7 separate regions of the Mus musculus genome follow, and all the other regions are linked to region 4. A link is a loop called in an ENCODE intact Hi-C map of the cell type or tissue named here. Cell type or tissue: left cerebral cortex. All regions are shown on one strand.

Region 1 (4,000 bases), 180 kb after region 4:
ATATGAGCCTTAAGGGGTCATTTTCATTCGAGCCACCACATCAAGGATGACGTTGAACTTTTGATCTTCCAGCTTCCTTCCATCACCTGATTACAGGCATGTGCCACCACACCTGAATTTTGGTTTGGTTTTGATGTGGTTTGGAGGATCAAACCCAAAGTACCAAGCACAATAGGTGGCCACTCCACCAACTGAGTTATATCTCTCAAATCCCTCCAAATATACACCTTAAACATATATATCATCTTGGTCACGTTCTAAGGCAAGGCATCCCAACTTGTCCACATATCAGAAACTCATGGGTAAGCTTTAAAACTTAGCCGTGAGTCAAAGCATGAGTTTCTGAATCAGTATGTGTGTGAGCAAAACTAGACTCTGGACATGAGGGTTAGGAGAAGAGAGGCTGAAAAGATCCTGGGTAATTCCATTGAGTGGTCTTGTTTGGTGCCTTCCATCTTTTACTTCCAAGAGGTTTCATTTATTCATTCATTGGATCAGCAGGTATTTCCTGAGTGCCTAGGATTTGTCTTTGTGTGCTCTGGGAAGAGATTTCAGAAGAGGAAGACCCGAAAGCCACAACACAAGAAAGAGTGTATGGAGTTCACCTCTCTCCTGTTCATCCCCTTCAGCCCCAACCTTGCTCCGTCTCACGTCCATGGGACTGGGTGTCTTTTCTCTAGTGAAGGACAGAATTAATATTAAGTCCAGGCATAGTGGCATACAATTTTAGTCCCAGAACACAGGAGGCAGAAGCAGGTGGATCTCTTTGAGCTGGAGGCCAGCCTGGTCTACATAGTGAGTTCCAAGCCAGTCAGGAAACCACAGTGAGATCCTGTCTCAAAACAAAACAAAGACAAACCACACATATTAAGATTCAACTAAGCATCCTGCTCTGCAGCTAAGATCTAATGTCCATATGGCTCCAGTCCTCACCAAATCTGTCTGTGGGAGCCTTTGGGAGTGCTGCTACCGAGGACATGCAGGATACAGGTAGTTGCTCACTGAAGCTCATAACTCAGCAGTTGGTTAGGGCTTCTCCCCCAAGCAATTATGCACTGTCTAAGCGAAGAGCCTTGGAATTATATGTGCTTGTTATTAATCACATCCAATCATCAATCAGCCGGCCATTCATAAAACTGATACACGCCCTACTATATGTGAGATACTCAGCTGGGGGCGGTGGCAGGTACTGACTTCGAGGAGTGTAGAACTTAGGAAGAATTCATGCGGTTGTACAAGTGACTCAGAGGCCAAACCTGACTGAGCACCTCTGGGATGGACATGAGACTGGGGGTGAGTCAGAGTTCATGAGATTCCACTCCCCCAAATGTAGAGATTCTTGGCAATCATGGAGGTCCTATTTCACCAGAGAGGTGAAGCACTTCAGCCAAGGTCACACAGCTGGGTGTACCATAAATAGGTGATGGATCTGCTGAGATTACTCACCAACCCCAATTACATCTTCACCACTAATAACTTGGCTCACGCTCCCCTAATGGGATTTCCTCCTTGGACATCAGCCTTCCCTTCCCCCCTTCCACTGACACTGGCCAATTAGACAAGGGCAGGTGCTGTGATTGGGGTCACAGTGAGAGGAAGAGATGGAGAGGGCCACAGCTCACCCCCAACCTCAGCTGAGAAAGAGGTGATCCGTCTCAGGCACTCACAGCCTGTAATGAAGTCTGGGAGAAGGTTGTCCATGTGGGGGAGAGAGAGGGGCAGGTTTTGAAGCCAGCTCACTACCACCACCCCATGACACTAATCTGAACACTGTACCCCTTTCTGCTCCCTATCTGAGCCTGGCAGGCCTGGAGAGACATGCAGGACCGCAGACATCCAAGCAGATGAACAGCGCCAAAGGCAGCCAGACAAAGCGAGAAACAGGCTGGAGCTCAGCTTCAGTGTGCTTGGCTACTGTCCAGTGGAGGCCCTTTTGTTAGGTGCTGCCCTCCACTTCCAGTGGCTGAGGCACAGGAAGTCCAACGCCTCTGCTGTGCAGGAATACTGGAGGGGCTGGAGGCAGATCCCAGCTTTCCTCTGTAGGAATGCACGGTCTCCTCGTGGGGCACCACAGGCTCAAGTAGGAAAGAGCTAGACTCTGCCAACAGCAAAAAAGTCTGCAGGTGTGTCAGAGCATCTGTCCTGGAAGCTAAGGCCACCGGCTCAACTACAGTAGAAGGGCACAGCATCATGTGTGCAGAGGCAGGTACCATCAGGACAACTACGGCCTCTGCCCCAACCAGAGCACAGCAAGGCTCTCTGATGATCTCGGGAGAGTCCTAGCTGGCTAATCTGGAGCCTTGCGGTCCCCAGAACACTGGTTCTTTGGGTCTAATTTAAATCCCTTCTGCTGCAGCTTAAATCTAATTCCAGTGATCAGTAGGTGGTCAGTGGGGTGGAGCAAAGAAGCAAAGAACAGATGTTACCGGATGCCAGCTTCATTCAGATTCCCTGCTCAGCAGTCTGGTCAGCTGGAGTTGTCTGAAGGAGCCTCTCTGCTCCCAATCACATAGAGGACCTGGGTGTGTGTGGGACCTGCCAAAATTTCTTTTTTGGGGGCGGGGGTGGGGTCCCTGCCAAAATTTCTAATTTGAGTGCGGGATTTGTGTCTTGAGTGCACAGGTAGAGACATGAACTTGCCTCTGGCATGCCACACAACCGGATTCCCACTTAACAGCCCAGGGCCAGACACCCAAGTTCCATCCCACGCAATACATAGGCTCTTCTCTGCTCAGCCCTTTCTCCTAAGTGACCCCAGGTCATGGACTTTCCTCAGCTTCCTCCTGTGCCATTTCCCTCCGGTCTAGATGTCCACATCCAAGACCAAAACAAAACAAAACAAAACCCCTTAAGGAGCCGGCGGCTGTCAAGGATGGGAATGGAGCAGGGAAGGCTGACCCAGAGCATACCGCACAGAAGGTCTCTGTTCACCTGAGCCTCTCCCTGGTGCCTGCCTGGCTGTCCCCTGCCAGCTCCACCTAACCCAGTGCCAGCAGACCCAGCAGGAGTGCCCGGCTCTGTTGAGCTCCACAGCTAAAGCAAAGCGCCCCGCGCCTGCGCACCCTGAGCCTCTGTGGGGGCGTTCCTGATCTGCCCCCAGGATGTTAAGTGCAGGGCCCAGGCTTAAGTAGCAATTAACGCTACAGAGGAAGAAAGAGAAGGCCAAACAGCCTGCTGTTTATTTCCACCTCTCTCTGATCCATGTTCCTCCTAGTTACAAGAAAAGAGGAAGAGAGAGTGAAAGAGAAGAAGGGAGAGAGAAGAAGAAGAAGAAAAAACCTGCACTAAACCAAACTGTAGTGCAATTACAGCTGGAGGGAAAAAAAAAGACATGCATTAAATGGATGTTTCTGCACAAAAACCCCAGGCTGACAACATCTCTGGCCTTGTAAAGGGGAAAGGACTGTGCCTGGGTGTTTACATAGCCGAAATCAGGGAGAATTATGCTGTCATACTGACAACTGTAGGAGGACAATTTTAAAATTACACCGTTCAACACCTTTAATGATTTGTAACAGAAGAGGTGTGGCTACTCCTATTAAATGTGTTGCCAAATCAATAAAAGGGATAATTGGAGTTGTTAGAGCAAATTATAGCAGCGTTTCTTCTGTTGCTGTACAATGTTGCCTTGTAAACCGCTATTACAGGCAGCGCCGTATTTCTCTCTTATTTGGGCGCTTTGTAATGAGTTGGCATTTTGCGGCATAATAGTTCCACTTTCTTTTATGGAGCGCTCACTTTAACTTTTTCTCCTTTGTGCAGCCTATAATTTCCTCGCCCTCCCTGCCTCCCTGCCTGTTTTCAGAGGTGGCCGCGCTGCCTGTCAGCAGCCTCTGGGTGATAAACTATATTATTTCACATTATTTTCCGGCCTTTTCAATTGGCAGTCAGATGGGGTTGAGGGGTAGATGGGTCTGAAGGGATGGGCATGGGGAAAGTGGCGAGAGACGGGGCCGGGAGAGGTTTTTTTAAAAATTCACATCAACAGCAAGGGAAGGGA
Region 2 (4,000 bases), 670 kb before region 4:
CCTACGCTTTGACAGCTAGTTACTAATTATCCAAGGAGCCAAGCGGCTCCCTTAGACTGCGCGTCGCTCCGGGGCCACTTGGCTTCAGAAAGGAGCCCCTCGCGTGGCCTCTGACTCTTAAGCCCTGCGGCTTCAAAGTTTCAGAGTTCCGGAGTGACTGTGGCGGCCTCCCTGGCTCGGCTTCCTCTCCTGCAGCGCGCGCTTGGGGTGGGATATGACCTTGCATTTGAATTTGCGCTTTGGGGACCCGGCCGCTCGCCCTCTAGCCAAGGCAATCTGGAGGACTTCTAAAAGTTTTTTGTTTTTTTTGTTTTTTTAACCCCTAAAATGATTTTGCTCTAATTTAAAAGCTTGGGTTTCTTTCGTTGCTGTTTCTCCACGTAGCAATGATTTTTTTTTTCCCCCTCTGGCTGAGTTTAGCGGCCTGGATGGTGTCAGGGGTAGAGGGTACAGACTGAGGTACCGAGCCCCTCGGAAGGTTTGGGACGGCAGGCTGGCAGAAAATTTATCCTGGGGCCTGGCTCAGGGACCCGGCATCCCGTCGCCAGCCCCCTGGGGCCTAGGTCCTTCCTCCTGAGAGCCACTGTCTAGTTCGCCTCGGAGCCGACTTAGGGAAGCCCGGGAGGCCGAGGGCGCCTCTCCACCGTGGTCCCCACCCCGGGCTGGACAGAGCGGAGATGTAACATAAACTGCAGCACGTGGAGTTGGGGTGTTATTAATTTATTCCTATAAATCATCAACAGAAAGTACACAAAACGTGATTAGGTTGAAAAGAGAGGCGGGTTATTCATTGGTGAAGTTGTAAACTCGGCTTAGAAAGGGAAGGAAATCAAAACGCAGGAGGGGGTGCTCGCCGGACACACGCGCGGAGGTACGGGACGCACCCCCAGGTCCCCGCGCTGCTCTGGGAAGCCGACACCCGCAGAGCTCTGCGGGCGCAGAGTCTCTGAGTCGGGGGTCTTAGGACCTGGGCCTTCTTCCCACCCCCAAGCCATGGGGAGCAGAAGGAGAGGAGCCCAGACTCTAGCTGGGGTGAGGACCCAGGGCACACCCTGAAGCTCTGTCCCATTCGCAAGCTGGTGCCGCCTTCCCTCCCCTGGGCCTGGAGCGTCTGACTTTATTAAAGTAATTTTTCAAGAAATTGCTAGCGGCTCGCAGGTCACCGCGCAGCCGACTGCAGGGTACCGGGCACTCTCTTTTGTTTTTCTCTTCCCGCTCCACCCCCTTGTTCCCCTGTAAGTCAGAAAGAAAAGAAAGGTGTGCGGGGGAGGAGGGTCACTCGGTGGCGCGCCTGGTCGCCTTTACCCTGGCTGGAAGAACCTGGCCAGAGTGGAGGGTTGCAAACGGCGGTGTCGCGCGCTCCCCGGCTGCGGGTCGGAGGCTGGTGTGCCCCAGGGGCTTAGGAGACCTGGTGGGCCACCTAGGGACCAAGGCCCCTGGTTCCCCGCGAGCCGGGACCCAGAGAGTCTCTGCTCCTGGGAAGCAAAGTCACCCTTGAGGAAGGAGCGGGCTGGACGTTGTGGCCACTGTGGGTTTGCTTTTGACACCTGCGCTGGCTCTACAAAGGCCGAGCGCTCCTCGCTACAGCGAGTTTCTCCTAGGGAGGAAACTGTATTTCCCAATAACTCTTTACCTGGGCCTCAGAGCTCTCTTCCGTAGGGAATATGCGGGGCATTCTGGGATCCGAGAAGTTTTTTTTTTTTTAGTTTTTCAGGTTTTTTTTTTTTTTTTTTGTTTTTTAAGATATAACTACGCCATCTTAACCCCCAATTCAAATATTTTTAATTCAGGGCCTGAAGGTTTTGTCTCAACGGTTTTTCTTTTGTTTTGTTTTTCTTTTTTCTTAATCATCTCGCTGTTAATTCCCCTTTTCACGGAACCACTCACGTTTAGAACACACTCTTATGCTAGGTTTTTTTTAGGTACGTAGAATAACCGGTAAAGAAGCTAAACAAAGGAAAAATGGCCAAACGATCTGTTAAAGCGATACAGTGGTAATTTTTAAAACCCAAATACTGTTTTCTCTAACTTTTGAAGCTATGGTTCGTATCTGTTAGAAATGTTTTTCCACCCTAAAAATATCTGTGGAAATGTTAACCAACAATGAGCTTTTAGACGATCGCTGTTATTTACGTGGTTATGTTTAAAATGTTGATTGCCGTGTTTTCCTCCTGCTCAGGATGAATTCTCCAGGTCTGACACTGGAACGCAGTTCCTCTGCTTTTTTTCTTACTATTTCATTATGTTGTTCTACTTTCTGGGCCTTAATAAATGCTTGAGGAATTAGTTAATTTATGTACCATTAATGTGAACGTTTACAATTCACAAAAACATCTCATTCGAAAGCCTGGCTTCTCACGAATCCGATAGCAAAGGCTTGCTGAAATAGCCACAATTCAAATGCTATACAATATCTCCCTTGATTGCTGGAGATTTTTAACGCGTTAAACAAACTAATTGATTTTTTTCAGGCACCATTGAAAAAAATAATTGTTTTACCACTGTATCTAATTTGGCCTCAGCTTCAACACCAATTTTTATTGTTTCATCTGAACCCAATTTTCTCTTTGCTTTTTGATGTCTTGTTAAGCTAATATATTGTGTGTATATGTTTGTGTATATTATATATCAACATGTAGTGAAGAATTGTTTCTATAGCTGCATTAAATAACTCATATACATACTTGTATTGTTCCTTTAATACTTTTGATCTGTGCTGTGCCTTATGAGACTTGGTCTCTTATGATTCTTAGAGACTTTCTTAGTCTCTTCATTTCAATGACAGTTCTCATTCTAAGTCACCTATTTAACAAGCAAGAAAAAGTAACAGTGAAGTTAAAACAACATTTTTTTAAAAGCCTGGGAGATACCCTCGTGCCGTGTTTATAATGCAAGCTGTGCTTGCAGTTTTGAGAAACCAGAAGCATGTCTATTCTCAGTCCAAACTTGAAATCAGGGAGAACTGCTACCTCCCAGGTGGCCTCTCTGTATCAGAGAGATGCAATCTTACAGGCAAACAGAGTATTTGGGAGCATTGTCTTACTCCCAATACTGAAATTACTCTTCCTTGATGGGTTTTATTTTAGAGGCGGGGCTGTGGATTATTTTTTAAGCATACCTGCTTTGCAAGTGTCCTGTTCAACTTGAGAGAGCGCATATTTGAGAACGCTTTGCTAAAACTCCAAAAACAATGTAATATTTGATCACAAAAGGAATCACAACTATACAAATGCTTATGAAATATTTCAGTTTGATTGCTGGAGGTTTCTAGATACATCAAACAAAAATAATTTTATTTAATGCCCAGGCAGTCTTTAGAAGACTGACTGTTGCTTGTGTCCCAGGAGGTGTGCACACAGACCTACCCCTGTTTTAACAGACTGGACCTCCTTTTTAGAAGGAGAATAATGTTGGAGAGTTTTTACTAAAACTTTTCAAACAGATTTGGCTCCGTGTAGCAACTCGGGCTCCACGCATCTCAGCTCTCTGGTGAGACTCTTGTCTTTTAGTCTCTTGAAATCCAAGGAGAGTGGAACAAAGCAAGAGTCTTTTCTTCCACGGCTAGGGGATAGGGTCTGGGGAGTGGGCAGTAAGGGCAGGCTTAAAGCCCTTCTTGGAAGGAAAGGCTATATCTGGAGGGCACAAGGTCGGAGGTGCCTACTCCTCTTGCATATAGTTTGCTTTTAGCCCTATACCTCTCGTGAGGCTGGAGTTCCAACAGGTGGGGGAATACTTGAAAATGACTTTTTTGCTCCCAGCAGGTGAATACTTTCCTTTGGGCATTTTGAACCAGCATCCTAAAGATCTGTTTCTCTGTCTAGCGAGGACCCGTGGAGGGCTGCCAAAATGATCAAGGGATACATGCAACAGCACAATATCCCCCAGAGGGAGGTGGTCGATGTCACAGGCCTGAACCAATCCCACCTCTCTCAACACCTCAACAAGGGCACCCCCATGAAGACCCAGAAGAGAGCTGCCCTGTACACTTGGTACGTCAGAA
Region 3 (4,000 bases), 1.4 Mb after region 4:
GTTGGTTGGCGCCCAAACAGGGTGGAAGCCGGTGCATTTGCCGGGACCTTGCAGCGTCCCCGTTTGTGAGAATCCTGGATTTTCGAAGCTCGCTGGGGAACCAGCACGTGGCTCAAGGCGGGTGCAGGGGCAGGCCATGTCCATCGAGTCTGGCTTGTTCAAGGCGGGCTGTGGCCGAGACCGGCTGGGCTGTCAGCCTTATCTTTATGGGCTTTTCCCAGCCCTGGCTGGCCCCGGCCCCCTTTTATCTCCTCAGTTGCACTTGGCTTGTTTACTTTGGAGGCCCTGGGAGTCTAAACCTGGGCGCAGAGGCTGGTGAGCTGGGTAGGCAAGAGGCCTGAGTCTGGGGATAGCCAAAGAGATCTGGGGTAGAACAGAAAGCTTGTGGGAGGAGAAAGGGGAGAGATTTAGTTAGCCAAGATACACAAAACCTACTAAAACTTGGCCAGATCCTGGAGGAAGAGTAGAGGGTGGCGGGAAGGGAAGGGAAACGCAGAACAGTACATGGCTGGACCCCGAGGGATACAGGACTGGCTGGTTCTTGTAAGCTAGAGTTCACCTTTGGTGCTCCCAAGATCATACTGTGCACATGGGCAGGCAGGTGAAGAGGCAGGGATACCTAGGGGAAATTTTAGCTGTGCCCTGAGGCAAGGCCAGACTCTGTGAAATGGACCTGCCTTACTGGACTAGTGGTTAGCTAACAAGGTTTTGAATCCTTTGGCCCAAGGAAGATTTCTTTTTTGGAATTAAAGAGGGAATGTGTGAGCCAGCTTGTGCGAATGTGAGGACAGGTTGGGGAGCCCCCTGGCAGAGTTCAGGGTCTGGATCAGAGGGACCCCAAGAGAGAGGGCGCTTCTTGGCTGAGGAGAATGTGGTGTGAGGTTAGAAGCCTTATTCCGAGAACCTGGAATAAGCAGGCCTGAAGCACCACAGTTTGGGGTTGGGGCCCTCGGATATGGGGCTGCAGGAACCCGGTTCCTAATTTCAGGCCTAGGTCTCCTCTCCTGTAAGTCCCAGGAGTGTCCTGGATACCCTGGGCCAAAAGTGAGACCCTAGCTATTTCTGAATGGACAAGAAGACCCAGGCCTTAGACTGTAGTTGAAAGAGGGAGGGACCCCGAACGAGCTGAGACCATGCCTAGAAGGCGGTCTTTCTTCAAGACCTACTCCTCATACAGCCCCAAGCCTTGGGGGCAGTCAGACCTTAAACTGCACGTAGACCCTCCCCGGTCCAGAACCTGAAGGGAGGAGGCTAGTGTCCTGCCCTCCAGCATGCTCCCTCCCCCAGCTCAGAAGGGGGCGGGGTCCACGTGTGCAGGGGTGCCCACTCAAAGCCTGGGGGACTCTTCACAGGGCCACAGGGCCTCTAGCCAGTGTGGATCTGGCCGAGTAACTCGGCGTGTGCTGTGCCCGCAGGAGATGCTGCAGGATAAGGGCCTGTCCGAGAGCGAGGAGGCCTTCAGGGCCCCGGGCCCAGCTCTCGGGGAGGCCAGCAACACTAGCACCACCAACGCCCCCGAACCCGCGCTGGCCACGCCGGGCCTTAGTGGAGCAGCGCTCAGCAGCCCACCGGGCCAGGGCGCCGACGTCGCCGCCGCCGCCGCTGCCGCCGCGGAGCAGGTAAGGCCATTGGGCTGTCTGCTTGTGCTGGACCCGTCCTGGATCGCAGACTGGACTCCTGGGGTCAGAGTCTATTGGCTCTTAAATTCTCTACGGGGCATGGGTCTTGCTTTCGAGGGAGAGCCCTTCTCACCTCCAACCCTCGGGGCTGACTCTGCCGCAGCCCAGGTAGGGAGATCTTTGCTTCAGGGGACGAACCCAAACCAATGTCCAGCTCTGAGGACCCCGAGAGGGCGAAAGCCAGGGAGGGAGACAGACAGGAAGGCCATAGAAGCGGCACCGAGGCGGCTTTGGAGCCGCTACCCTGCACACGACCACAACCTACACCTTCCGAGCCTTTTTCGGTGTCCCTCGGGCCAGCAGTGTCGCCTCTACTCCTCTGTAGGCCTATCCGTAGGTGAAGCCCCAAAGGAGGGAGTTTGAATCTGACTTCCAATTCGCCAACGGTTCAAAATAATTTTGTGAAACGAAATCTTGAGGAGTGGGCTCTGGGGCAGGCAAGATCTGCACGCTTGGTTGGTCTATGCAGGCTCCGCGTGGAGCCCAGCCGTGGGCCAGCTAGACAGACCAGTTTCCCTCCCTCCCATCCCCAGACCATCGAGAACATCAAGGTGGGGCTGCATGAGAAGGAGCTGTGGAAGAAGTTCCACGAGGCAGGCACGGAGATGATCATCACCAAGGCCGGCAGGTCAGCCGGGGAGCGTGCCGTGGGGAGGGCGGCAGGTGGGCAGGTCACCCGGGGAGAGTGACACAGGCAGGGCGGAGGTGGAGGGCGGAGGTGGGAGCCAGGAGGATCTGAAGGGGCTGGGGTCCTCCGGGTTGCTGGTCTGGGGATCACTGGGAAATTTATCTGCCACTGGAATCCCCGCACCACACCCTACAGCAGCGGTCAGGGCCCTCAAGTGTTTTTACACCTTCTGAGGACCCGGGAGTGGGGAGGAGGTTGTGAAGGCTCAAAAAGAAAGGCTATATTATGCTGATGGCAAAAGCTGATGCAAATAAGGGCAGCCACAGCCCAGGGGCCACCTGCTGGGATGCTTGCCCTCCGGTGAATTTCTCTGGCCTGATCTGCTTTCCGCTGATAGAAGGGATGATGAGGTTGTGTGTCTCAATTGCCCTAACTTTTTGGTAGCTGCGTGAACCCCAATATACTTATCCCAGGGCAACACCCTCCTCAGCCTAGGGGAAGGCGCCGGCGGTTCTGTGTGTTGCTGGGGAACCTCCCTAGCTCTCAGCGGCTGCCAGGGAAGGGTGATTTATAAAGTGGAAACATCTTTAAAATGCACTAGTGTCTGTGGGAGAGAAGAGGGAGGAGAGGGTGAGAAGAGAAAGACAGAGCAGTGTGTGTGTGTGTGTGTGTGTGTGTGTGTGTGTGTGTATGTGTATGCTATGCTCCAGTAGTCACATGCCTGTGAGTGTGTGTAAAGCAGACATTGGCTGTGCTGCAGTTTCTGACATGGGACAGTAGTGGCCCAATAGAGCAGTTGTCAGGTGAAGGAGAAGGCTACAGACACAGGAGAGTTAAGGTTTAGGAAACTTGTTGGTCCTCAGCCCTTTCTGCATCCATACACTTGGTTTTGGTCTCTAGGGACAAGTTAGATGAGAAACGTCCATTCCCTCAGAATTGTTGTTTGGAGAAAGAAGATGGTAAACCATCAAGGAACAGAGTTATGAAGTCAGACTAGAATGTAGGAAGAGTGTTCTCTTACCAACTCAACTGTTTCCATCTGTGCAACCCTCAGATAAGAGCCATAGCGGTCTCTACCTGCTTCCATTTCACCCACAAGAGAAAAGGTCCCACATCACTCAGCTGCCCATAAAGCACTTGACAAAATTTCGTTTCAAAAGAAACCAGGGCTTGTTTTGTGTTGTGTGCACGGTGCACAGGTGCAGGGGGTCCCTGGCAGGCATTGTGAACTTGGTTCGCTGTTGAACATGGAAACGTGAACACTTGGCCACCCTCTTGTCTTCGTCAAAAAAAAAAAAAAAAAATGTCGTGGTCACCTAGGGCTTCTATCAGGGGAGGGGGAAGGCTGTTTTTAGGGCCCAAGTTTGCTGCATTTGGGGGATGGAAAAAAGGACACTTTAGTATTCCTGGCAGAGTGACCTTGTGGGCTAGTCATATCCTTTTCCAGCTGGGTGCACTTCACTGAGTAACTACTGTCCTGCGGCTCTGTGGTACCAGCTGTTTGAAGCAGGTAACCGTATGTGTACCTGCTGTCCTCCTTAACTATGGGACTCAAACCAGGGGTTCCTGTGAATGGTGCTGGTAAAAATGTCAGGTGCATTACAGGAGTGGAGGAAGGGGGGTTGTTCCTTTGTGCCTGCTGATATGGAGGGGAGTAAAAAAAAAATAAGGAACACTCCAGAATTGACATTTG
Region 4 (4,000 bases):
TTATTGTGGCTTTCTGGGCCACAAGGGCTCTGTAGTTCCGACAAGATCTCTTGGAGAAGGAAGAGGCAGGGACTGGAATAAAGCTGGAGCCTCTAAGCTCAACTTGGAGAACCAACAAGCTGGGAGAACCAGAAAACGTCTTTGGTTGCTGGAGAGCTTGGCTTCGGGAAAGGCAAGCGAGAGCTGCAACCCCGAGGCTGCTCCACCTCTCCCTCGCCTTGTTAGGGCTGCTGAGCTGAAGCCATCTCAGACCCTTTCTTCCCAGGCGCGGGCAGCCAAACCCGGACCACGCTTTCCAGAACCAAGTACTACAGCTGATGTGTTTATAAAAAGATAAAGAGAAAATTAATATATCTCGCAATACCGACTAGCTTCCTAAAAGGTAGAAGCGGGAAAAGACTGGGCTGCCCTAGTAAAAGGCAGCTCCTAACGCGGCTGCTAGAGCCACACAGACCTCTGATCCGAAGCTGGCCTGGAAGGGCCCATGGGGAAGGAGCAACAGAGGCGCGGGAGGGAAGTACTCACCGGAAGAAGTCGTTTTTACAGTAGAGCTTGCCTTCCCGGGAGAAGCACTTCTCGGTCAGGTTGCATTTACATTCACAGCACTGGACGCACTTGACGTGCCAGGCCCTGTCCAACACGTTCAAGAGGAAACGGTCCAGGATGGGCCTTTTGCAGCCCGCACAGTGCACCATGGTCTTTGGTTTGGTCCGGTGAGGCCCGGAGCGACAGGGCAATTAGAGTCGAGGGGATGACTTCTGAAGACAACCAGCTCCTCCAAAAAGAAGAAACCCTCTCTAGTTGGGCAAGCAAAAAACCCGTACTAGCAAATCAAAAGGGGGAGAGACCAGGCTGGTAGAGGGCAGCCCCGGAGTCCCGGGGCAACGGGATGGAGCAGCGCCACCTCAGCTCACCGGGCGAGGAAAATCAGTCTCAAGCGGGCTAGAAAGCGGCTCTTCTGCTCAAAGCCCGCGAAGGAGTGAAGGTCACCGTGAGAGGCGGCGGGACGTAAATAAATAAAATGGAAACAGACGAAAAGGAAGACGCCAAGAGCTCAGGATTCGGGAAAGCTGGGTTCTCTCCAGCTTGAGGTAGAGCTGTCAGAAGTCAAAGTGCATCTGCTTTTGTCAGAGTATGAAGGCAGGTTGTGTGCGTGTCAGACTGCCCACCACCGGGTTTTCCCCTTTAAAAAAAACACGGAAAGAAAAGAACACGGGAGTAGAAAGCTTTGGATCCTACATTGCCGGTTTCTTGCAGTGAGTTGGGACGCTCTGGGCGCCCGCGCTGGGCCTGGGGAGGGGGCGGGGGCAGACCGAGGTGTGGGGGAGATGGCGGGTTGGGTAGGATATTTTGTTGATTGTAGTTGTTGCTTAGGTAGCCCCCACCCCTTTGGAGAGTTTTCTTTTTTGTGCCAGTCAAAAATGGAAAGGGACCGTCCGCTTCGGGCGGACGCAGCCGGGCGCACTCGCTCGCTCCCCACCGCCCCAGCCCTGTCACCTCGGCCGGTGGCCTGCCAGGCAGTCTGCCGCGTCCTCCGAGCGGCCCTCCCTGCGCTTGGACTCCTGGGGAGGCAACACGGTCTGGCTCTTCACTGCGCCTGGACGAGCATCCTGGCTTCAGTCACAACTCGCGGCCGCTTGGGCGCGCAGCCTTGCATCGCTCGGCCCACGATCCCGCTGCCTGTGTTCCGGCCCCACAGTCGCTCGACTTTTTTTTTTTTCCTTGTCCCCCCCACCTCTCTTTTTGTGCGGTGGCAAATCTGGGTTTTCTTTCTAGTCTCCTTCCTTTCTTTTTCCCTCCCTTTTTCTTTTCCTTGGTCAACGCGAGAAGCCAGGGGAGGGGGCGTCTTGGAGAGCTTTAGAATGTCCTGGGGCTGCGGCTATAGAAGGCCAGCGGCTGGAACAGTTTGGCGCGGATTGCCGGTGTCGCTGTCCGGCCCGCGGGTTCCTTGTTGGCTCTCCCCAGGCGCGCGTCCCTCGGTCCCTAGTCTCCTGGCCCAGTCTTCCGCGCGTCTCTCCCCAGCTCCAGCGGCTCGGTCACTGCTCCTGGCTGTTGGCTGAGCCCTGGAAGCCCCCTCGCCTTAATGCAGCGCCCGCCGACGTCACGGCAGTCTGTGACCAATCAGCGCCTCGCGGTCCTTCTGTAAACCATTCTGCGTCCCCCCCGGCCGGGGAGAATGCGGGGAGACCGCGTTTAGAGGATCAGTGGCGGCGGGCCCGCGCGGTGCCGGCGACTAGCAGCGAGATGTCCTGGCCCCTTCCAGGTTTGGTAAGACGTCCGTTTCGGCATCAAGGATTGACAGTAGGCGGGAGGAAGCGCGGAAAGGAGGCGCGGAGGAAGTCAGAGTTCTGGGTGGGGGTAAAAGCAAACCTATATATTTAAAAAGACTTGTTGGGATTAGATTGCAGCGAGATCTGGAAGCTTGGGAGGTCCTAGTACACTGGTTTTGCAAATCACTAGGTGTTGATAGCCCGCCCCTTGTTCGTTTGGCCTGGAAATTGCCCCCGGCGTAGCTCGAGTCTAAGGAGAGGTAGGGGGCGCTTGGCAGCGTAATCTCGCCTTCTGTCTGTTTCGGTGCCTCCTCCCCCTGTCCATCCAAAGTCCACCCGGCAGGGAGTCTGGGAGACACGAGTGTCGATCTCCCGCTGCGCTCACTTGCAAAGTTGATTCGGGCGATTTCCTGATGGGGGCGGGAGAAACCGGAGGCCCGGCGCCAGGGTGGGAGAAAGAGTGGGTGGGGAAGCGCTTCGGGTGAGGAGCTCCAACTCTGGCAAGAAGTTGTGAGAAAATTGTGATCCGGAGACACCTTTTACAAACAAAAACAAATGACTAGGTGGGAAACGGCGGGGCTCCCGCAGCTGGGGGGAGGTGGTAGCAGCGGGGGACTGCACCGTAGCAGCAGGGGAGGGAGGCTTGTGGCGCACTGACCGAATATGCCTGGCTCCCATTCCGGTCGTCCCTTTTCCAGGCTTCGAACAAGTTCCTTTCTTCGGACGTCAACCGACCTACCAGAGTTTATTCCTTAGGAATGTTACACTTTCCCAATTCTGTCCACGTTGTAAATTCCTGGCCACCTTCTTTGGGGGACGGCGACGAATCTGCCTAAGTGTGGAAATCGATGCGGGTCCTGAAGGCTTGAGCTTTAAAGAGTATTCTAGTTCCCAGGAGCACTCAAGTTAAGCATAGCAGCCCCCCCTCCCCCAAGCTTAACCCAAACATCTCAAAGTGGTGCCACTTCTGCTCTTATTTGGGGGAGGTGCTAGGAAAGCCCATTTGATCAAACTTGGAAGGACCCTGCAGCCAAATCTAGATGGAATTTCAGAATCTGTCTTTAGAGTTATTTCATCTATGAGCCTAGCAGATCTTCTACAGGGCTAAATTAGGAGAAAAGTGTGCAGAAACGCGGTTGGACTGGCAGTGAATCCGCATCCACTAACACAATACCCTTTTCCAGCGAAGAGAGAAGAAGCTGTTACGAATCTAGCTTTTGTTTGATGAGGTTGTTGGGTTTTTATAGGGCTGTGCCAATGACCCCTTTTCTCTCTCTTGCACCACCTGGCAACCCCGAAACTCATCAGCAGCTCTGGCCTTCCCACCCGCATGATCTTTGCTTTGTAAATCCAACCCGCCACGGCCTGCTTCACACGCCTTCTTAGAGATTTGCTCCCACCCCACCCCCGACCTCTGAGTGCGGGACCTCTAAAGCATTCTCGGTACCCCTGTCCACATACCCATTCCCATGGAGCGGCTGTGGACCAAAGTAGTGCAGCCAATAGTTCTCAAGCATAAATCCCTCTCCTGGTCCTTCCTAGGCTTAGACTCAGGGCTGATCAGGGTAAGAAGGCGACCTTCCCACCTAAAGGGCAGGTTTGGACTGAGCGCCGGCGATTTTCCTGCGAGCCCAACACTTCCTAGAACAAGTCGATTAATACCCAGAATTCAGACACCCCAGGAAGAGCCAAGTGAGGAGCGCGAGATCCTGTTATCCCGAAGACACCCA
Region 5 (4,000 bases), 1.3 Mb after region 4:
CTTCCCCAAGGCCCCGGGACCCGGGCGCCCCCTGCCTCAGGCCCTTACGGCGGGTCAGATCGGTCCTCTGCGCTTTCCAGCCCTCGCCCAGGCAGCGGCGGGCGCGGGCGGCGAGGTGGGGGCCAGGCCAGGGGGAGGGGTCTCGGGGCCCGCTGGCCCGTCATTGGTTAATATTTTATTCTGTTGACATGTTTTCTTACTGCTGAGGCTTCCGACACCTTCTCCCTGGCCTCCCCTCCCGTCCAGAGCTTGGCCTGAGCTGTCAAAACCCCGCCCCCGGAGACCCACAATTGGTCCAAAAAGCGTAAAATCAGCAATCAAGGGGGGCCTGGCTCGTTAGCGCAGGGGATCCGAACAGGGCAGGACATGTGAGATAGTCACAGTTTTCCAGAGATCAGGACAAGATCTAACCAGTCGCGCGTGGTCCCCGGCGCCGGAGCCGGCCAGCCCAGCCCAGCCCAGCCCAGCCCAGCCCCGCGCAGCGCCCCCTCCGCCCCCGCGTCCAGAGCCCTGCGCCCCTTGAGGTGCGCGGGACGGGGAGCCGGGAGAAGCCGCTGCCGCGCCCGCCGCCCGGGCCGTCCGTCCTCCGCGCGCGCCGCCGCCCGGGCCGGGGGTCCGAGGCGCGCGCCCCCGGCCCCGGCCCCGGCTCCCAGGAGCCTGGGCCGGATGTCCCGATGAGAGAGCCGGCGCTGGCAGCCAGCGCCATGGCTTACCACCCGTTCCACGCGCCACGGCCCGCCGACTTCCCCATGTCCGCCTTCCTGGCGGCAGCGCAGCCCTCCTTCTTCCCGGCGCTAGCGCTGCCGCCCGGCGCGCTAGGCAAGCCTCTGCCGGACCCGGGCCTGGCGGGGGCGGCGGCCGCGGCAGCAGCGGCGGCGGCGGCGGCCGAGGCGGGGCTGCACGTCTCGGCACTCGGCCCGCACCCGCCCGCCGCGCATCTGCGCTCGCTCAAGAGCCTGGAACCCGAGGACGAGGTGGAGGACGACCCCAAGGTGACGCTGGAGGCCAAGGAGCTGTGGGACCAGTTCCACAAGCTGGGCACCGAGATGGTCATCACCAAGTCCGGGAGGTAGGACGGGCCGGGCGGGCGGGCTCGGGGACCGCACAGCACCCACCACCACTGGGTCGATGCTCTCTCGGATTGCCCCCGCTCCGGCCCTGGCGCCACACTCCTTTCCACAGACAAGCAAGCTGACTTTTTTTTTTTTCCGTTTGGCTCCGGAGCGAATTAAAAAAGAAAAAGAAAAGCAAACATCTCTCGATTGAAATAAAACGAAAACACGTTCCTAAAGAATAGTCCCAACTGTTCTGAGTCTCAAAGCCCCGGAGACTCTGGCGGGTCTCCACAGCCCCTTGCGGTCTCACTGTTTTTTTTTTGTTTTGTTTTGTTTTGTTTTGTTTTGTTTTTGTTTTTGTTTTTTCCGTCTCCTGGACGGTCTGGAAGTTCCTAAGAAAAGGGATCTTTCCCGGATTCTCCGCTCTGATCACTGGAGTCCATAGTGGGACTAGCATCCCGCCTCCTGCTAGCTCCAGGCTGACCACTTGGTTCCGGCAGAGAGTTGTCCAGCCCACAGCTAGGCCTTGGAGAGAGTCTTGCTTGTCCTTGGAGCTTGGAGCACTGGACCAGCCACCTCTTGAGGCCTTAAAGCCAGAAGAAAAATAAAATCCCCAATCTTCCCAGCACTCCAGTCTCTGAAAGTCCAGGCCTCAGGTTCACCCTGTTCCCCCGAAATTCTAGGCTAGGGTTCCCTGATTAAGCCTCTAAATCGTTTCTCCCAGACAAAGACCTTGATAGTTTATTTCTTCAAGCCCTGTCCCAAGAGTTTATTTCCTCTCTACGAATTTCAAGGCAATTCAGAAAAGCCTAGTGTATCTCTAAAGGGCCTAGTTTCCTTTCCTGGGCATCAACCCTCATCTTAGATCAGAGTGGAGGAAAGGTCTCCAGACTGAGTGCAAAACGCATCCAAAGCTTTACAAAACAGGCTCTGGCCGGCAGAAATAGGATGTCTTGGGAGTAAGAAGCACAGGCTGGGTCTTTCCAGGTAGCAACACAGCACAAGTGGAGGACATTGTGACAAATTATGTAGATAGGGAAGCTTCAAGTAGGATGTCATGTCATTGTCGGGAAGGTAAAGGGACAAAAAAGAGCCGGGTCCCAATGGCATGTCCCCCTTCCCTCCCTCCGAGGCGGATGTTCCCCCCCTTCAAGGTGCGAGTCAGCGGCCTGGACAAGAAAGCCAAATACATCCTGCTAATGGACATCGTGGCTGCCGATGACTGCCGCTATAAGTTTCACAACTCCCGCTGGATGGTGGCAGGCAAAGCCGACCCCGAGATGCCTAAACGCATGTACATCCACCCGGACAGTCCGGCCACAGGGGAACAGTGGATGGCCAAGCCTGTGGCCTTCCACAAACTGAAGCTGACCAACAACATTTCTGACAAGCATGGCTTTGTGAGTGTGGGCAGGTTGGGAAGGTGTTGAGAGCCCAGGGGCCCCCACAGTCGAGTGGGTAGAAGGAAGCTAGAGGATTTCTAGAGGGGAGCATTAGTTGAACACCCCCCACCCACAGTGCCCCTGTCTGTGGCCCAGGCAAACTGGGCCTAGGCTTCCAGAGCCCTGTTCTGCAAGCCTGAGGAAAAGTATGTCGACTGTTTGTGGAAAGCTCCAGGCTGCTCTCAATCTCAGTTTCTTTCTAACAGAATTTTGAGAGCCCCTCCTAGAATCAAGGGTGAAGCAGGTGCTGTAAGGAATGGGTCAAGCCGCCCGAGTCCTGTGGAGGTCACCCTGCTAAGGACTTGGAGATATGCAGCTTGGACACCTGCTTGTCTCCTGTAGCTAACCCTTACCCTATGGTGAGGGAATCCAGACATTAAATCTGCTCTCCTCCAGCCTTCTGGAGATCTCTGCTCTATTAAGGCAGATGTCCAGCCAGGGAACATAATGAGGAACTCCTCATTTCTACCTGAGCCAAGCTCCTAGCGAATGATGGGGGGTTCATTGGACAAAGAGAGCCTCCCAGTGCATTATAGCTAGTCCTCGAGCACCCCTCCACACACACAGTTTTCTTCCCTTGTATCTCAGGACCCAGAAATGCCAGGGGACAGTGAAGTGAAAGAATGGAGACGGTGTTATTTGTCTTCTTCCGTTTTGTTTCATTTCTTTTTCCAACTGGGCAGCGTCAAAGAAAGAAAGAATAGCTGTGAAGAAGGGGGGGAGCATGAGAAAATATAAAATGAAGTGCAAGTGAACCAACAAAAAAAAACGAGAGAGAGAGAGAGAGAGAGAGAGAGAGAGAGAGAGAGAGAGAGCTGTTGGTCCAATAGCAGGGAACTGCTGGCTGAATCCTTGCTCCTCACAGACCATCCTGAACTCCATGCACAAGTACCAGCCGCGATTCCACATCGTGCGAGCCAATGACATCTTGAAGCTCCCATACAGCACCTTCCGCACCTATGTCTTCCCAGAGACCGACTTCATCGCTGTCACTGCCTACCAGAATGACAAGGTGTGCTGTGGGAGTGGGGAGTGGACTTGGCCCCTACCTCCCCTCCGTCTCTATCCCCCCAACATTTACAGACACCAACCCTCCATTCAAACCCACCTGATAGCAGCAGCATTGCAGAGAGCTTCAAGAACTCACCACCCACTCAGATTCAGAAGAGCAGCACCCACATAAATCCCCCGGCTCCCCCTCATACCCACACAGACACACATACTCCCCCGAGGCACTCAACACAGCTGGGCCATAGTTGGAGTGGAGATGTTTACTTAGCAATTAGTAGAGACTCAGGCTCCCGCTGACATTTTTACATTTTATTCCTTCGTTTCTTGGCTCAGGACTGGGAATCTAAATGAAAAGAGGGCGCCTGGGGCAATCTGCCCAAGCTCTACAGATGCTAGGAACGCAGGGTCCAAATTTTACTCTCCAAGGGAGCCAAAGAGTGGGACAGGTGGCACAACCCTGGCGAGCTCCTCTAAGCCACTTGTCTGGGTCCA
Region 6 (4,000 bases), 270 kb after region 4:
CCCTGTCTCAAGGGGGAGAGATAAAGCTGTAAGGACATATAATTCCACATTTAACGTAGTCCACATGATGTGTCCTATTTATTGTTTGGGGCTGGGGACATAGCTCAGTTAATAGAGTGTTTACTTAGCCATATGGAAAGTTTGGGGCTATCCTGGGCTATATGAAACCCTGTCTCAAAAAGGGGGAGGCACCGGTAAGATGATTGAGCAGGTGGCAGAGTTTGCCACTAAAGCCCAGTGACCTGAGTTGCATCTCCAGGACCCACATCATGGAAGAGACAACTGACTCCCAAAAGTAGTTCCTTCCACATGCACATCATAGCATGTTGTCATGTACATACACACAAAAATTCTGTGTGTATGTGTGTGTGTGTGTGTGTGTGTGTGTAGCCTCTGCATTTTGTCTGTTGTCATCTTAGTCTTCTCATTTGGGAAACAGTATTGAAATCCCAACTCACACAGTTGGCACGAGGAATAGAGAGAGTCCTCTTGCAGGAGCGTTTGCAAAGAACATGGCAGCTTTTGAGGGAGGCCTGGCTGGTGTTGTGCAGCGCACCTGAGGCACACAGGATGGAAGGTAGCATCTCACCTTGGCAGCTTCCACACAGATGTTGGCTAGGAGGCAAAGGTAAGACAGGCGCTGCTGAAAATTAAAGCCCAGGCAGGATCCCGGTCCACATCCCACAAAAGGATGCAGGATGCACCCCCCCCCCCCCCCCGCTGGAGGTAAGAAGGCAGAAGGAGCTGCTTTTGCCCCAGGTGGGGATGGGAAGCGGGCCAAGCAGGGTAGGGGGTGGTGGTGAAGGACGAACAGCCTCTTTATTAACATAATTATTTTATTTGCAGAAAAGTAATCATCCTAAGTGAGGTCAATGTGACTGGCACAGGACCGGCCCTGCAGGCGGCCGGTCCTTGTTACCATGGCAACGGGGCCGGACCACTTCAGCAGCTGTGAAGGTTTGAAACTCCGGAGGAAGGAGACCCCCAGATCCTTCAGATCCCAAGAGAAGGCTAGAGGAGACATTGAGAGTTCAGAACCCTCTCCTAGCCTTCAAGACGTAGAACAAGAGTCCGGGGTGTGTGTGTGTGTGTGTGTGTGTGTGTGTGTGTGTGTGTGTGTAGGGGGATGGTCTAACCCCAAGTCACCGGGGTTCTGGAGGAGAGGGGTCTCAGTAGCTTTCATCTCATTCCATCCCACGGAGCCCTGGGAGGAAGGGGTTACGCACCTGCTTACAGAAAGCTGCCGCTCAGAGGGGCCAGGGACCCTGCCACATAGGCAGGGTACCAGAAGGTTGGGGAAATGGAGTCTGAGGCCCGAGGCATCATTTTCAGTTGCCTTCAGTGTAGCAATGACAAGGATTAGATCAGGATCTTGAATGACTAGAAAGGCTGTGATGGAAGAATAGACACATGGAAGTCAGAAAGATCTAGATTCAAATTTCAGCTCTCTGCCTTCAGGCCACGTCTCCTTCAGCAATTTGTGCGGAGTCTCTCTTTAACCATTCCTCTCTGCATATCTGACATACCGTCAGCCAGCCTCTGCGAGGTGCGGCTTTGACTAAGACATTTCCCCATCCGGAAGGTGGGCCTGTCCTGGGGACACCTCAATATGACCGAACCATCAAAAACTCCTTCTGTCATTTCCACGCACATCTCACAGAGGATCTGCTCTGGGAAAATACGCCTTGTCGCCAAATCCTCTAGCTTTGAAATCTAATAGTGAGGGCCTCAGGCTGGAGGTCCAGGGGACAGCCCAGCAAAGGCAGGCTAAGGATGACTGCTGCGCATCTGGGCTCAAACTTTGTGTCTACGGAGTCTACTGCCCTCTAGCGGCGAAGTCTGACATCACACGAGGCCGCTACAAAACCCCTGAAAGGCATCACCGGGAGTTGACAATCAGGGTCAGGAGGTGCTGAGTGGAGCTAAGACTTCCCGATGTGGATGTGAGAGTGGGCATGGGAGGGAAATGCATTGTATGGGTGGAAAACCCACGTGACTTCCCAGGCGCGGGAGACAGGAGGATCAGGAGCTACATGAGATCCTATCTCAAGAGGTGGGGCTAAGCAGTTTAAAACCATCTGTAACCCCAACATCAGGCCCATACGCTACATACAGACATATGTTCAGGCAAGACACTTAGACATCTTTAATTTTTTTAAAAAATTAAAGATATGTAAGTCATCTTGGAAAGTGGAGGGCAGGAGGGCACCGAGGTAGAAGAAGCTGAGCATCCCCCCCTCCCATGACCTCTCAGCCCTTCTCCTGAGGTTCTGGTGACCCTGGATGAGACGCAATGGCTTGTCAAAAATCAAAACCAGATCTTGACTCAATTAAGACTAGCCCCCAGAGGGCTGGAGGGGTGGCTCAGTGGTTAAGAGTGCTTGCTGCTCTTGTCCAGAGTACCATGGTTTGATTCGCACCATCCACATGATGGCTCACAAGCCTCTGTAACCCCGGTTCTGGGGGATTCAAACCCCTCTTCTGGCATGGCCTCAAATAGTGTACATTCAAAAATGGGGGCAAAACACTCACACATGGAAAAATAAAGTAAGTAAAATCTTGAAAAACCTAAATAGCTCCAGGCCTGATGAGACATTTCAGGAGGCAAAGGCACACGTTGCCAGGTGTCCTGGCTAGTTTTGTGTCAACTTGACACAGCTGGAGTTATCACAGAGAAAGGAGCTTCAGTTGAGGAAATGCCTCCATGAGATCCAGCTGTAAGGCATTTTTCTCAATTAGTGATCAAGGGGGAGGGCCCCTTGTGGGTGGGACCATCTCTGGGCTGGTAGTCTTGGGTTCTATAAGAGAGCAGATTGAGCAAGCCATGGGAAGCAAGCCAGTAAGGAACATCCCTCCATGGCCTCTGCACCAGCTCCTGCTTCCTGACCTGTTTGACTTCCAGTCCTGACTTCCTTTGGTGATAAACAGCAATGTGGAATATGAGCTGAATAAACCCTCCCCACCTTGCTTCTTGGTCATGATGTTTGTGCAGGAATAGAAACCCTAAGACAAAATTGGTACCAGGAGTGGGGTATTCCTGTGACAACCTGACCATGTTTTGGGGAGGACTTTGGAGCTTTGGGCTAGAAGATCCATTTGGTGTTAAGAGCTCTGTCAGATGTTGTGTAGGAGTTTGGAAGATAATGTTGAGAACAGTACAGAAGATGGAGGCCTGGCTTGTGAAATTTCAGAGGGAAAATTAAAGACTCTTTTCAGAGCCATTGCTATTTTGGAGCTTGATTATTCTGTGCTTCTGGTTAGCTGGGGTGAAGAATCAGCTGTGATGAACAAGATACCAAAACTATTAAAGCAAAACCTTTGCATTATTGGGACTATTGATGCTGGTTAGCTGGAGCTAAGAAATTAGCGGTGATTAAGAAGAGACCAGCATCGTTGAGGTGACATCTTCTGTGAAGTGTTTTCTGAAAGCACAAAGGCTGTGTTCCAGAGATAGCCAAGGTTGTACTCCTGCTGCAGCGGGACTTGGTATTGTGTAAGGGTCACTCAGGTGGTACTGATTTTGAAGGCATGAAGGGGTCATGCAGAGCAGCTGAGGTTTGGCACTGTGAAAGGCCATGGAAGGCCATTGGTGAAGGTGCAGCCTCAGTTGCAATTGATGGCCCAGGCCTGAAGGGGTCATGCAAATTTGTTGAGGTTTGGCACCATGAAGAGAGCCTATGAGAGACTATTGTTGAAGCCAAGTTACATTGGAAGACAGCAGCGTTTTGGAGATGCCAGTACCATGAGATGACTACCAAGAACAGCAGCAGCAGTGGAGTACAAGTGGCTGAAGCCTAGAAGACAATGTGTGTGCTACAAAGGGCATGGCTGGAGAAGTGACCCAAGCCCCTGGAGGAGCCCAGAAGATCGTGAGTTGGATCCCAGACATTGGACAGTTGGAGATTGAATTTTGCTTTTGATTGTGACTGTGCCCTGATATTTTTCCCTCTTGAAGGAAGTTTTTTAGTGAAGTCCACAGTTAAGAGACTTTGAATTTTAA
Region 7 (4,000 bases), 170 kb after region 4:
TCAGGACACGGACTGATGTTAAAGGTTTCTAGGTACAGGCAGGAAGCTTGGTGAAAGGCTTTAGAGTTCCGACTAGACCCCGGAGGGCTTTAAAGTAGCTGATCCTTAAAGGAGTGAGCTGCTGGGTGGACACAGGATGGGGGCCGGACCTGGCCATTCAAGGCTTCCGGTCTCTGGGTCTCTGAGTACCCGGAGCTAGAGCCCGGAAGAACTAGCAAGCCGAGGGAGTGAGCTACTCCTGTCTGCTAGGTTTAGAGTTGAGACCTGCAGCCTAGGTGCTGTTCTACGACTTGGCCTCAGCTTTCTATAGCCCAAGCTCACCCCTACCTCATCTGACCTAGTGGAGCCATCCTTCTGTTCTGAGGCCAAACACCCTTGGTGTATCCCACAGCACAGCCAGGAATGCTCGGCTCAGGCTTCCTTCTAAGCCACATGAGTATCTCTTCCCTACATCATCCCTTGAGATGTCCTGTATCACTGGGCCCCTGCCTACTCACCAATAACCTTAAGTGAGGGAATCAGAACAGCCCAAGGCTCTGGGAGGCCCCTTGGAATTGAGGGTAAGAAATCAAATTCCAAGCATTCGGAAACTTCCAGTATTGGAAGGCTCAGCCCTCAGTCCTCCTGTCTGTACTGCAATGTGGCCTTGGATAATCCTCTAACCTTCTCAGGCCTCAGCTTCTTCAGTGTGAGGCCCAGAGAGAGGGATGACAGACCTAACTCTACTTGCAACTCAAGCAGAGCCCCACACACTTCCCCATAACATGTCACAGGCTCTGCAGGACCACAGCACCAGTCCTCTTAAAACTGTGATTTCTTTGGGGGCAATAACTCTGCTTTATTGACCCTCACATTCCCTGCTGCCTAATCGAATAAAGTGCAGAAAATACTCTCACAGCCCAGAGTCAATCCTGGGAGATACACCCTGTGACCCTTATAGAAAACGAAGCTGCCACACAGAGACATGCCTGGCTCTGCACCAGTACATCAAGTGTCCAGTGCATTTCTGCCAGCTAGATGGAAGGGCACACTCGTAGATTAATGAGCAGACTGCTGGATGGGTGGGTATATGGGAGAATGAATGAGTGCATGGGTGGGCAGAGAGTCCGGTAAACAGATGGCGAGTAGGTGGGATGGGTGGGCAGGTAGATAGATGAGTGTGTGAGTGGACTGATGAGTGGGTGGGTGAATGGATGGACGGATGTCAGGTTGGTGGATTGATGATAGATCTGTGGATAGGTGAGTGAATAGACGGGTGTACAGACAGTAGCTCTGGAACTCCTGTGTTATCAGGTCCCAAGAGTAAGCAGAGAGATAACCTACGGACGGAGTAAGCCAAGCGGGGAGGTGTTCTGAAATAGTAAAGGACTTCTAACCCCCCCCCCATAGATAAAAAGATAGCAGAAGCAGAACCCCACCCACATCTCCGGCAGGCTGCCACTTCCTAAGTTTTGGCATGGCTCCCCCCAACGCCAGCACACACTTGGAGCTAGTGACTGTCTCGAGTGTCCCATCACACTCCAGCAGAGGGGTGGTTGGCAGAAGCTGCAAGCGAGTGGGTGGGCGGTGATCTGCTCCTTCTTTGTCAGCTGTAACCTTCCTCCTGGCTGCCTGTTCTCTGCAATGTTACACCAGTCCTGCAACACTTGGATGCCTGAGCCAATTTTGTCATGCAAATGAATTCAGCCCACTGTAAATCCTTCAGAAGGGGGTGGTAAGTGTCCAGAACCTTGGGGGGTGGAGTTACCTAAGAATGGCTTCCCTGATGTCCCCTTCATTGCCACCAAGGCAACATCTCAGACCTATGCATTGGACAGACCCCTGGTAAGGACTAGAACAAGCCTTACTTATGGATCTTCTCTCGTGATTGGTTAATCATCTGAGATACAGAGGGGACAGTTCCCTGTACACAGCCACACAGCCAATTAGCCAGGGCTCAGCTAAGCCTCCCTGCTCTCTGTCATACCTTTCCCCATAGGCTGAGCTGTTCTTGCTATAAACCCCATACAGAGACAACTGGCCTCCCAGACGGCCTGAGCCCACTCTTCCATCTACTCTTAGCTGCAAAGTGAGCCCGGAGCCTCCCAGGGTCAGCCTCTCATCCCCTTAGCTCTGTGACAGAGGACTAAAATATAGACAAGAACCAGAGTGGCCTGGAAAACCAGAAGGACCAAGAGGACAGGCCGTTGTGTTCTAGGATAGGTGATAGCAAGAAAGATTGGCCAAAGCAAGGCCAGGCTGATACCTAATACCGGTCAAAAGCAGGGTAGGGGGGGGGGGCAAATGTCAAGTGTTTCTCCAAGGAGGGCATCCAGGACCCATGTCATAGGTCACAAAGGTAAGGAGAGAGGTTATGTTGAGAGATAGCAAGTGACTAGGGTCAGAATGTCTAGACCCGAGGTGTAGGAACAGGGAAAGACTCCAGTTGGCTGGATTTTCTTCACCAGTCTTGGGAAATTCTGTCTGGAACTCTAGTTGTCCCTACCTTACGAATCAGAAAATGGAGTTGAGGGAAATTGTGAGCCTGTCCACCAAGGCCACACATCTTGCTGGGGTGATTTAATTCTAAAACCACAGGTCACAGGCTTTCCAAAGTCTATGTGCTTTCCTCAGCCACACCTACCTAATACTGCCATCAGGTGTCACCACACAGAGCTGCTGATAACAGAAGGGAGAAAAGGGGAGGGGGCGTCTGAGTTGACAAATGTAGAGGTAATTTCCAGGAAGTGAGTTTCTCAGAACCCTTGGGGCTCCCTAGAAGTACACTGCTCACAACCCCACCATCAACGTCTGCCCTTTAAGCCCCTCCCATTAGACCTGCACCCACCTCCCAACTGCGCCTGCGCACACCCCACCCTACAGGTCTCTAGGTCTTTATCCAGGTGTTCTCTCCCCTTGGAATGCTCTTCGCGCTCCATCTGCTTTCTGAGTTCCACGGCTTGGCTAGATTCAAACGGCCCCTCCTCTGCACTCCAGCATTCCCTAGCTCTCCCCTTCCACCTAGTTGTTTGCCAGCATTTACACTGGGTTGACTCTCCTCCCTAGTCCTCAAGGGGCAGGATGGCTCCCAAGCGTTAAAGCACCCTCCTTGCCAGTGACCCCCAGGGAGACCCTCTATAGTCCCTAATATGCCCCGGGGTGCTCTTCCGCCCCATCCTCCCCATCAGTAAGTCTCCATGCTGGGGACACTTCCATCAACCAAAATGGTGGAGATCGGTCACTGGCTAAAAGTGCCCTCACTGCCTAGGTTTACCAAGGCATTTTTGAGAGAGCTGTAGACCGGAATGGCCTCAGCTATGAGCTCAGGGCCTCCTAGCCCAGTGGCAGGGCTTGGGGACCTCTATGTCCCCTATGCTGCATGCACCAGTGCGCTCTTCTGCCTGGCAGCCTCCTAGGCCACAGCAGCCAGAAGGCAGAGTGCTGGGAAGGAAGGCACCTCCTTGCCACTGGGTAGACAGCTTTTTTGTTTGTTTGTTTGTTTTGTTTTTTTGTTTTTTCGAGACAGGGTTTCTCTGTATAGCCCTGGCTGTCCTGGAGCTCACTTTGTAGACCAGGCTGGCCTCGAACTCAGAAATCCGCCTGCCTCTGCCTCCCGAGTGCTGGGATTAAAGGTGTGTGCCACCACGCCCAGCGACAGCTTTTTAAAGTCCCTCTGGACCTGGGCAGGCTCCTTCCTGGGGCCTCAGTTTCTTGCAAGGCAACCGAGAGGGTGTCCCAGCAGTGCCAAGGTTTTCACCCTGTAGGAGTAAAGTCCAAACTAAAACCTCCATTTATAACTTAGATACCATTCCCTGGAGCCCCCCGCCTTGAATTAGGTCAGCAGTTTCACAACCTGTGGGCCGCAACCCTGTTGGCAAACCTTTATCTCCAAAATTATTTATGTTACAATTCATCACAGTAGCAAAATTACAGTTCTGAAGTAGAAATGAAAATAATTTTGCCGTGGGGGGGGTCACCATAACATGAGGAACTGCTGTATTAAAGGGGTCAGTCACAGCAT

What was found. Hi-C counts contacts between places; a loop is a spot of excess contacts. Peaks named below come from ENCODE experiments on the same cell type or tissue, not always from the same donor. Only the 100,000 strongest peaks of a DNase experiment are listed, where the experiment ranks them.
Region 1: it touches region 4 in a loop (2.7-fold over the local background); 2 of 42 quality-filtered maps call a loop at or near these places.
Region 2: a loop joins it to region 4, with 9 times the contacts of the local background. A loop is called at or near these places in 7 of 42 quality-filtered maps.
Region 3: it touches region 4 in a loop (7-fold over the local background); 5 of 42 quality-filtered maps call a loop at or near these places.
Region 5: a loop joins it to region 4, with 12 times the contacts of the local background. A loop is called at or near these places in 11 of 42 quality-filtered maps.
Region 6: a loop joins it to region 4, with 3 times the contacts of the local background. A loop is called at or near these places in 11 of 42 quality-filtered maps.
Region 7: it touches region 4 in a loop (2.4-fold over the local background); 2 of 42 quality-filtered maps call a loop at or near these places.

The regions. Positions count from the first base shown.
Region 1 is chr11:84,704,948-84,708,947 of GRCm38, forward strand. No RefSeq gene overlaps it. Among named protein-coding and RNA genes, the nearest start is that of 1700109G15Rik, 13 kb to the right of the region's middle. In left cerebral cortex, no CTCF peak of the experiment used is centred here; a DNase peak (open chromatin) is centred at 1,936.
Region 2 is chr11:83,852,083-83,856,082 of GRCm38, forward strand. It overlaps Hnf1b (HNF1 homeobox B), which reads left to right. Exons shown (of 9, transcript NM_009330.3): 2 at 3,822-4,000. Among named protein-coding and RNA genes, the nearest start is that of Hnf1b, 3.2 kb to the left of the region's middle. In left cerebral cortex, no CTCF peak of the experiment used is centred here; a DNase peak (open chromatin) is centred at 2,286.
Region 3 is chr11:85,888,645-85,892,644 of GRCm38, forward strand. Tbx4 (T-box 4) reads left to right here. Exons shown (of 9, transcript NM_011536.3): 2 at 1,416-1,619; 3 at 2,213-2,307. The coding sequence starts at 1,419. Among named protein-coding and RNA genes, the nearest start is that of Tbx4, 4.3 kb to the left of the region's middle. RefSeq lists an enhancer at 2,695-4,000. In left cerebral cortex, no CTCF peak of the experiment used is centred here; a DNase peak (open chromatin) is centred at 2,087.
Region 4 is chr11:84,523,481-84,527,480 of GRCm38, forward strand. Lhx1 (LIM homeobox protein 1) reads right to left here and starts at 2,054. Exons shown (of 5, transcript NM_008498.3): 1 at 526-2,054. The coding sequence starts at 695. Lhx1os (LIM homeobox 1, opposite strand) reads left to right here and starts at 2,180. Exons shown (of 4, transcript NR_038057.1): 1 at 2,180-2,268. In left cerebral cortex, a CTCF peak has its summit at 1,662; DNase peaks (open chromatin) are centred at 295 and 526.
Region 5 is chr11:85,832,433-85,836,432 of GRCm38, forward strand. Tbx2 (T-box 2) reads left to right here and starts at 183. Exons shown (of 7, transcript NM_009324.2): 1 at 183-1,069; 2 at 2,188-2,455; 3 at 3,363-3,509. The coding sequence starts at 675. RefSeq lists a promoter at 1-708. In left cerebral cortex, no CTCF peak of the experiment used is centred here; a DNase peak (open chromatin) is centred at 1,616; H3K4me3 peaks cover 225 bases.
Region 6 is chr11:84,796,296-84,800,295 of GRCm38, forward strand. No RefSeq gene overlaps it. Among named protein-coding and RNA genes, the nearest start is that of Mrm1, 21 kb to the right of the region's middle. In left cerebral cortex, a CTCF peak has its summit at 1,823 (motif pointing left); DNase peaks (open chromatin) are centred at 1,817 and 3,078.
Region 7 is chr11:84,696,122-84,700,121 of GRCm38, forward strand. No RefSeq gene overlaps it. Among named protein-coding and RNA genes, the nearest start is that of 1700109G15Rik, 22 kb to the right of the region's middle. In left cerebral cortex, a CTCF peak has its summit at 1,538; DNase peaks (open chromatin) are centred at 1,147 and 1,552.